2 separate regions of the Homo sapiens genome follow, and region 2 is linked to region 1. A link is a contact called in ENCODE Hi-C or POLR2A ChIA-PET data. All regions are on one chromosome and are shown on one strand. The core of a region is the stretch at or near the end of the contact, and the rest is flanking DNA. Distances in the headings are between cores, read along the strand shown. Region 1 holds the start of PEF1-AS1 (PEF1 and COL16A1 antisense RNA 1). Region 2 holds the start of SRSF4 (serine and arginine rich splicing factor 4).

What was found. A loop is a pair of places that touch in the nucleus more often than their neighbours do. ChIA-PET counts read pairs that join two places held with the same protein, here RNA polymerase II (POLR2A). Pooled maps may share reads with other maps.
Region 2: a pooled map shows a loop between it and region 1 (19-fold over the local background). The contact joins the promoter of SRSF4 here to the promoter of PEF1-AS1 in region 1. A Hi-C loop is called at or near these places in 8 of 50 pooled maps. POLR2A ChIA-PET finds 5 or more read pairs at or near these places in 2 of 52 experiments (CD4-positive, alpha-beta memory T cell and Caco-2).

The regions. Positions count from the first base shown.
Region 1 is chr1:31,641,718-31,645,768 of GRCh38, forward strand. PEF1-AS1 (PEF1 and COL16A1 antisense RNA 1) reads left to right here and starts at 2,419. Exons shown (of 6, transcript NR_184313.1): 1 at 2,419-2,579; 2 at 2,995-3,129. It overlaps PEF1 (penta-EF-hand domain containing 1), which reads right to left and starts at 3,159. Exons shown (of 5, transcript NM_012392.4): 1 at 3,124-3,159. The coding sequence starts at 3,147. RefSeq lists enhancers at 2,889-3,659, 2,979-3,048, 3,289-3,628.
Region 2 is chr1:29,179,395-29,183,632 of GRCh38, forward strand. It overlaps SRSF4 (serine and arginine rich splicing factor 4), which reads right to left and starts at 2,506. Exons shown (of 6, transcript NM_005626.5): 1 at 2,252-2,506. The coding sequence starts at 2,358. It also overlaps a transcript of MECR not described here. RefSeq lists silencers at 2,105-2,294, 2,345-2,554 and enhancers at 2,559-3,196, 2,625-2,854, 3,197-3,834.

The DNA.
Region 1 (4,051 bases), core at 1,169-3,668:
ACCCCTAGACTGAGTTAGGTATCTCACTCTCCCGTGCTGTACCTTACACTTACTCCCATTGAATACTTATCACATTGCCTCTTCAATCTGCATAACTGCATTACTCCTCCACTTGGAGTATTCTACATGCCCAACACCATACCTAGCACTTTACGTGGATTTTCTCATTTAATCTTTAGAGTAATTCTGAGGTAGATACTATTATGACCCCATTCTAAAGAAGGGAAAACTAGTCCAGGCGTGGTGGCTCACGCCTGTAATCCCAACACTGTGGGAGGCTGAGGCAGGTGGATCACCTGAGGTTAGGAGTTTGAGACCAGCCTGGCCAACATGGCGAAACCCCGTCTCTACTAAAAATACAAAAAATTAGCCAGGTGTGGTGGCGTGCGCCTGTAATTCCAGCTACTTGGGAGGCTGAGGCAGGAGAACTGCTTGAACCCGGGAGACGGAGGTTGCAGTGAGCCAAGATTGTGCCATTGCACTCCAGCCTGGGCGACAGAGCAAGACTCTGTCTTAAAAATAAACAAATAAATAAAAAATTTTTTTCAAAAAAGGGAAAACTGAGTCTCAGACTTTTGCAACAAACTTCTGCAAGGGAGTGACAAAGCAGGGATTTGAAATCAACTCTCTCTGGCCTCAAAAACTAAGCTCTTAAGCACTGAAATCCACCAAGCTCGTTCCCCCATAGGACCAAAGGGTGCTTGAATTTTACTACTCCAATACCCAGTCCCTGCTTGGGTACCCTGGACTGGAAGCAGTGGAAAATTACAGGAATTCTGACTCCTAACAATAGGCTGGAATCCTCCAAAGCTATGTAGTGGGTGGAGGGGAGGCAGCACTGACTGAGATGCTTTAAAACAACTCGTTTCCTTTCTTAGAACACCTGAGACCAGGAGGCGGACAAGGGTATGGTAGGAAAAAAAAACAACATTTCTTTTTCTATTCCAGACTCTTCTCTCTGTGCTCCTTTTCAGTATTTCACTCCAGGAATAGCCCAGGCAGCATGGCATCATGAGAGCAGTCACGGCAGCAAGAGCTGCCACCAGACACTGGCATGTACTAGGCACTAGCAACACGCCAGGCTCCCTGCATTTTAACCTCATTTTAGCCCTTTTCACAGGTATTATTTCTCCCTTTATACAGGTGAGGAAGCTGAGGCTCAGAGCCCTTAGTTTGTCCAGGGGTATATAACTATTAAGTAATACAGCTAGAATTCTAGCACAGTTCTCTCTAACCTGTCACTGCTTTTAGGATGCACACCAATTGTCCCTAATGCTTATTAGCATGTAGATTCCTGGGTACAGAACAGGTCTGAAGTGGGACCCAAAAGTGTGCTTTCTTAAACAAGCTCTCAGCTGATTCTGAGGCAGAAGACCAGCCACTGGGAAACAAGGCGCTATGAATGTTTTTTCAGCCTGTGTTCCTCAGAAATACTAGAGTCAAAAAAGTGACCAGACATCTGAAAAGAAAGCCGGGAGGCGGAGTTTCTATGGTTAGATATGTTTAAGAAATACTGCATATTATATTCCTTTCTGGATGATTTACAATGTACATTAGCAAATTAAGGATTCTGAAATAGCTTGTGGTCAATAAACTTATTCAGCTATACTTAAGAGTATTTCCAAAACTTTAGTTAACTACAGAATCCTCCTATATTAACAATATCTATTAAAACCTCCCAAGACTCAGCAAATGGAATGGACTTTAGGAAGCAACTGCTATGCTACACTTCCTAACTCCAGCCCGCACTGGCCTCTCTCTTTCCTACCTCTCTCTAAGGATGCAATAAGAGAAGTCCTAAGCTCTGGTCATGGCCTCACCCTCACTTACTACGTGTGACTTTTGGGAAGCCACTTAACCTCTTTGGGTTTGCTCCTCAGCAGTTAATTAGGGGTAATAATACCTGCATGCCGATAGGGACTTCATGATTAGGATAATGGAGGTCCAAACACTGTGTAACCCGCACAAGACTGCACTCCCTGGAAGGACTGTTACATCTTTTGGCCTGTGACTAAACTCAGTTGAGCACTGTGTAATATACCAATTGATCTTGTTTTCCCACATTTCGTTTATGGATTTCATCTCCTAAATAACTGTGTGATCGCAGCCCTCTGTGGGCTTCATTTCCTCCTCTGTAAAATGAGGGCTCTATTTTGAGGACCCTCCGGGCACTGGCCTTTTAGAAGTCTACTAAAAATCAAAATGCTAAAGGGCAACACATGTTACACCTCACTATGTACCAAACGCTTCGTAAGCATCACCTCCTGACTCTCCACAACAGCTTTATGAGGCAGATCCTATTATTCGGCCCTATTTTACAGGCGGAAACTTGGACTCAGAAAGGCAAAACAGCTTGCTCAAGGGCTCACAACTATTTAGGTGGTAGAGCTAAGATATGAACCTACCTCTGACACCAAAGTGCACTTCAACACCCTACTATCACCCAACAAAGAATTCTGGCCACAGAATCACCTTGCTGCGGTATTCCTGACTGAATCAAGATACGCTGGGGAAGAGGCATCTGAAGATAGCCCGGGTTCTGACCTCGGCCCTGCTGCCTAACTGCCTGGTGACTTCAGGTAAGTTCTGTGTCTTCTCGGGGTTCACTTTTCTACACGCGAAATGGCGGTGTTGAACTAAGTCAGTGGTCAAACCAGCTCACTTGTGGCGCCTGCTACAACCAGAGTTTCCTGATGACTCTGATGCAGTGTGGGGTGGGTCCGGAAGCCTGGATTTTTATCCGACGCCCCAAATGAGATCGGCGGAACCAGAACTCTAAACCTCCGGTCATGGCTGATGCCCCCGCCCAAGGCCCCCATGAGGGCCTTGGGAGGCTGTGGAGCCCAGGCCAGCGCCAGCCTGGACCTGTGGGGTCCAAGGTCCCCAAATCCTCGAGTGAGCGACGTCAAGGGGGCGCGACACGACCTCGCGAATGTGCGGTCCTTCATGACGTGAGCAGGGCGCGACCGACGGTCCCTTTTCGGTTCTCTACAGCGCAAGGCCTCGCTGAAGCGAACCCATCGTGGGAAGGGCGCGGAGAAAGCGGGGAGAAAGAGCAGGGGGACGTCGGGCCTGCGCCTGGCACCGCCGCTACCTGGATTCGCGGGCCCCTCACACACTCACCTGCCGGTAAGGATAGCTGGCCATGGTGATTCTGACGTCACACTCAGGCAAGGGGTGGGGCTTTCCGCTCTCAAACCCGCCCCTCGTCTCGGCTTTGGGGCTGGGCCCGCATCTGATTGGACGTCCGCGCCTGTCAATCTTGGGTGCTGTCGGCCGACGGAAGTGACGATGGGGGCGGTGGGCGGATGCCTACCCGAGAGACCAGGGGAGCTAAGTGATTGATGGAGCTTCCGGAAGTCTTGGCGGCTGTACCAGCGCTAATGTTCCTCCTTTTCCTGAGGTGGAGTGGGCCGAAGAGGTGGTCAGGTTGGGAAATTTAGTGAGAAGCCTGGGTGGGGTGTTGCTGCGGTAGCCATGTTATAACCTGGCAAATGGGACGCATGATAGTGACGTAATTGCTGGAGTAGCTCCTGAGTTTCCGCAGATGAGCCGCGGGAAAGGAGACGAGGGGCGGTGGCCAGGCGGTTGCCCTGACAACGGGGAACCGACCGACTCTTCCCGGTAGGGAGAGGCGATGGCGGAATTACTCCTCTAATGTCAAGGTACTGGGTACCAGTTAGTACCCTTGTAGTGGGATACAGATCTGTGGTCTTTGGAGAAAAAAACCCCAGATCATTAGAGTTGGAGGAAAATTGAATTATCTAGTGCCTCTTTCTTCATAAATGGGGAAACTGAGGTGCAGAGAGGCAGTTGCCTTGCCCTAGCTCACAGTGGGTCGCCTAGAACCGGGGTCAATGGATGTCCAGTTCTCAGCAGGGAGGTCTAGGTCGGTCCCCATCGTAGGTCAAATCCTGGTGACCGAGTGATCTCAGCACCATGTACTTGCCACTCAGTGGTTCCGTTTCTACACTTATTTGTGTGCTTATTTGATTTCTTTGTCAAGTTCTTTCATGTGGGCTAGGGTTTTGTCTGTTTTTGCTTGTCATTA
Region 2 (4,238 bases), core at 1,256-3,755, 2.5 Mb before region 1:
TGTTACCCAGACTGGAGTGCAGTGTCACAATCATAGCTCACTGTAGCCTTGAAATCCTAGGCTGAAGTGATCCTCCTGCCTCATCCTCTGAAGTAGCTAGGACTATAGGCGAGTGTCACCACGCGTGGCTAATTAAAAAAATTTTTTTCTTAGAGATGGGGTCAGGCTGGTCTCAAACTCCTGGCCTGAAGTAATCTTCACACTTCAGCTGGGATTGCAGGCACAAGTCACCATGCCTGAGCCCCAACTACGACATATACTATTCCCAGAAACCTAAATTTCTTCACTTCAAGCTCTAATCTATTCTTCAAAGCCATTTCAACACATCTTTTCAAGCAAATCATTCCAAGTTTTACTAGAGTTTAAAGCGAAAGCAAACATTTCTTAATTCAAAGTGCACATGTCATAATGCTTAATTTATTCAAGAGCAGAACTGTTTTCTGCCTCCTCCCCCAATTCATTTAGCACAGTGGTGGACATTTTGTTGATGGGTTATCAATACATTTGGTTGATGAATCAGTTTCCCATTAACAGTCTTGTCATTTCCTGCACACTATCACCTGAGTAACATTAGAAAAGACCTCACCAAACACGCTTTATGTTATCAAACACCAACAAGCAAAGATGTTTCCTCATCCCTCTGATTATAGCTGCCACTTACTGCCTAAGCCAAATGCTTTACATTTATTATCTCTAATCTTCCTTTTCCACATGAATGAACAACCAGGTTCAGAGAAGTAACTTGCCCATACGTAGTAAGTGGTGGAACCAGGATTTGACTTAGGCCTGGCTGGCTTCAAAATCCACACTTTGTCCACAAAAGTTAGTTATGCTGTCAATTTAGCTGGGCTCTGAAAAAAACTGGAGTTTCAACTTTCACATATATGGTATGTATACAATAACGTCTACCCGCCACTTCAATATATCCTTAAGAACTGAACGTTTTACTGTAGAAAAGGAGTAGTTTTTAAAGCCTTTTACTGTAAAAGAAATCAGTACTTTACTAAAGACGTCCTCAGAAAGAAAACGATTCTAATAATTAATTTGAAATGGCTTTTTAAACCCAAATCATCATTTGAGAATACGGTAGCTACCAGTTTTCTCATACGTGAAACATACTTAGGTAACTTTCAAAATGTTTCAGGTGTCAGTTACTAGTATAACCCTGGGGAGTAAACGGTAGCTATATTACAACTGTTGCAAAGTAGAGTTTCTTTTTTAAGCCAAGAGTTCTCTAACACCCAAGGTTTAGTGCCCTAAAATGTCACCCCAGTCCTTTTAATTTTATATCCATGCCTTCCAAGCCCTACCTAACATCTGGTTCCCAGTTTTCCCCGTTGAGTATTTTCTCCAGGCCTGATTCCTCAACAGTTTTCCCTAAAACCTGTAGCTCATGCTGGCACTATTTTTGCCGAAGTAGATTAAGAATACAAGTAATAGATCATACTCTGGGGGAGGCAGTAAGTTAACAATTTCGTCTCCGTCTGCGTTAACCAGACGCAGATACTAGCCAGGGTGGCCACTATTCTCCTAACAAATTCTACAACGGCCAAGCAATTTTTCGGTAAGTTGGAAAACGGAAACCACAGCGTGGAAACTCTGCACGGAGTCTTAAAGATAAGAAGTTAAGACTTTAATTTACTCTTGCAGAGGGAACGGTGAAGGCTTTCAGCACGGCAAGACGATACTTTCGAAACTGTCACTAGACTACTCAAACTGGAGTCTCCCGCCCAAAAAAGCGTGGCACACGGCTAAAAAGGGCCTCCCTCCAAGGCTCCAGTCCTCGGGGAAGACGGCGCTGTGACCGTCTGATCCATGAGACCGGGCAAGAGGTGAAAGGGAGCAGGAAATCCTGTTTATTTCCAGTAGTCCTCAGAGCGGGAAAGGTTGGTGTCTACCCAGAAACGAATAGGGCCCCAGTTCCGGGCCTAGGAAGGGAAAACCCAGGTCTCCCGGGCGCCCTGGAGCTGTGCCCCCCTGCCCGGAGCACCAGCCCCACTCGGGCTTTCCTTCTCCCCGTCCCACTCAGGGCCTCAGCACAGCTCCCATTATGCCTCCACCACCCCCACCCGCGCAGGCGCAGTGGGAACCGGGGCCTACCCGCGCCCCCGAGGCGCCGCCACTATGGCGGAGCCTGGCCAGGCCGGTAGCCGCTCCGCGCGGACCAGGCGTCCCTCTCCCGTCCCCGCGGCCTCCCCACCACCTATGGGGTCTGTCCCCGCCCGGCCGGACCCTCTTTCGCCCTCCTCACCCGTTCTTCAGATCCACCTCCAGGATCTTCCCGTAGCCCTTAAAGAAGCGCTCCACATCGCGCTCCCGGGCCTGGTAGCTCAGGCGGCCGATGTACACCCGCGGCATCCCGGCAACGGCAGTGATGGCTGGCCCCGGCCCCAGCCCCCCTTAGGCGGCGGCGGGCAAAGCGAGAGCACGGCGGCAGCGGCGGCGGCGGCAACGGGCGGGCGGCGGGACGGACGCAGCCGAACCCCGGCGACGTACGCGAGCACGCAGCTCGCGAGCGCGCGCTTCCACTTCCCCCGCCCTTCCCCGAGGCGGAAGGTAACCGGAGAGAGCGCGCGTTCGCTTCCCGCTCGGCCAGGACTGGGGGAGGAGCTTGCCCGGGGGCGCGCCGACGTGCGGCGGGGCAAGGTGATCGACAGGCGGCGCTGCGGCACGTCCTCGCGCGAGCTCGCCAAAGGGGTTCCTGCACCGCCTTCCGCAGCCAGCTGGCTTCGCCCCTCCCCCGGAAGTGTCCGCACCTCCTAGAGCCCAGCGAGCGAGCGTTTGTGCTTTTGTCCTTTGAACCGGGTGTGGTTTGGATTTCGGAGCTGGAGCTTTGGAATCAAACCTAGCTTCCAAACGATTGTGTACCCGTGACCTTGGGCTTGTTACGCGCGATGTCTCGGACCCTCCTTTATCTTTTCTGTAAAAGGGGGAGAGTAGTTCCTACCTTCCAGAGTTGTCTTGAGAATTATATGAGAATACGTACATAAAGCACTTAGTAGTTTTGTCATATCAAGTGCCCAATAAATGAGACCAGTATTATTTTTAAGAGGACACTGCTTAAATAGAAGCAGTGTGAGAAGCGGAGAAGGCTGGAGCTTTGGAGCTAGACTAGGCATGACGCCGAGTAAATTACTTGACCACAATCCAACCTATTTTTTTTTTTTTGAGACGAGTTTCGCTCGGTCGCCCAGGCTGGAGTGCAGTGGCGCGACCTCAGCTCACTGCAACCTCCGCCTCCCGGGTTCAAGCGATTCTCCTGCCTCAGCCTCCAGAGTAGCTGGGACTACAGGCGCCCGCCCCCACGCCCGGCTAATTTTTGTATTTTTAGGAGAGAGGAAGTTTCACCATATTGGCCAGGCAGGTCTCAAACTCCAGACCTCAGGTGATCCGCCCGCCTTGGCCTCCCAAAGTGCTGGGATTACAGGCGTGAGCCACTGCGCCTGGCCTATCCAGTCTATTTTCTAACCTGTAAAATTAGAATAATGTATACCCATCTCAAGGATTACACAGGTCACTAAATGGGGTAGTGTATGTGAAAGTACTTGGAACAGTGTCTGAAACATGGTAAGAGCTCAATAAATATTGGTTCCCTTCTCACTAACGCCATGTACCTAGAACCATAAAGGGTTTTGTTTCTTTGCTTGTTTTTGTTTTTTGAATATTTTGAAAGGATAACTCAAGGTTCAAATGATACACAGTGAAAAGTCTTCGCTGTCCACCAGCCACTTAGTTTCTCTTCCCAGAGGCAGTTTCTGAAATGTCCTTTAGGAGGTTAATTTACCCTTATAAAACAAATAGTAGGATACTATACATATGGTTCTACACAAAATATATTTTGAAAATCATTCCTTAAGAGTATAAAAGGACTAGTTTTATGGTTCATACCATTTTATACACAGTAATTTATTTAGCCAGTGCCCTGGTGAAGGACATTGAAATAAGTTCCAACCTTTTGTTATTACACTGCTGCAGTAACTTTGCATTTCTCTCTCTCTCTTTCTCTCTCTCTCTATATATATCATCTATTCCTAGAAATAGGATATTTGGGTCAGAGTTTTGATAAGTTATTGCTCAATTCCCCTTAAGTGGCTGTTTCCTCATATCCTCATCAACACCGTGTTATCAAACTTTTTGATCTTTGCCAATCTGAGAGGTGAAAAATGTTATCTCCAAGTGGTTTAATTTGCAAATATCATATTTTGCAGAGATATGAGTCTTTCTTCATATGTTTGAGA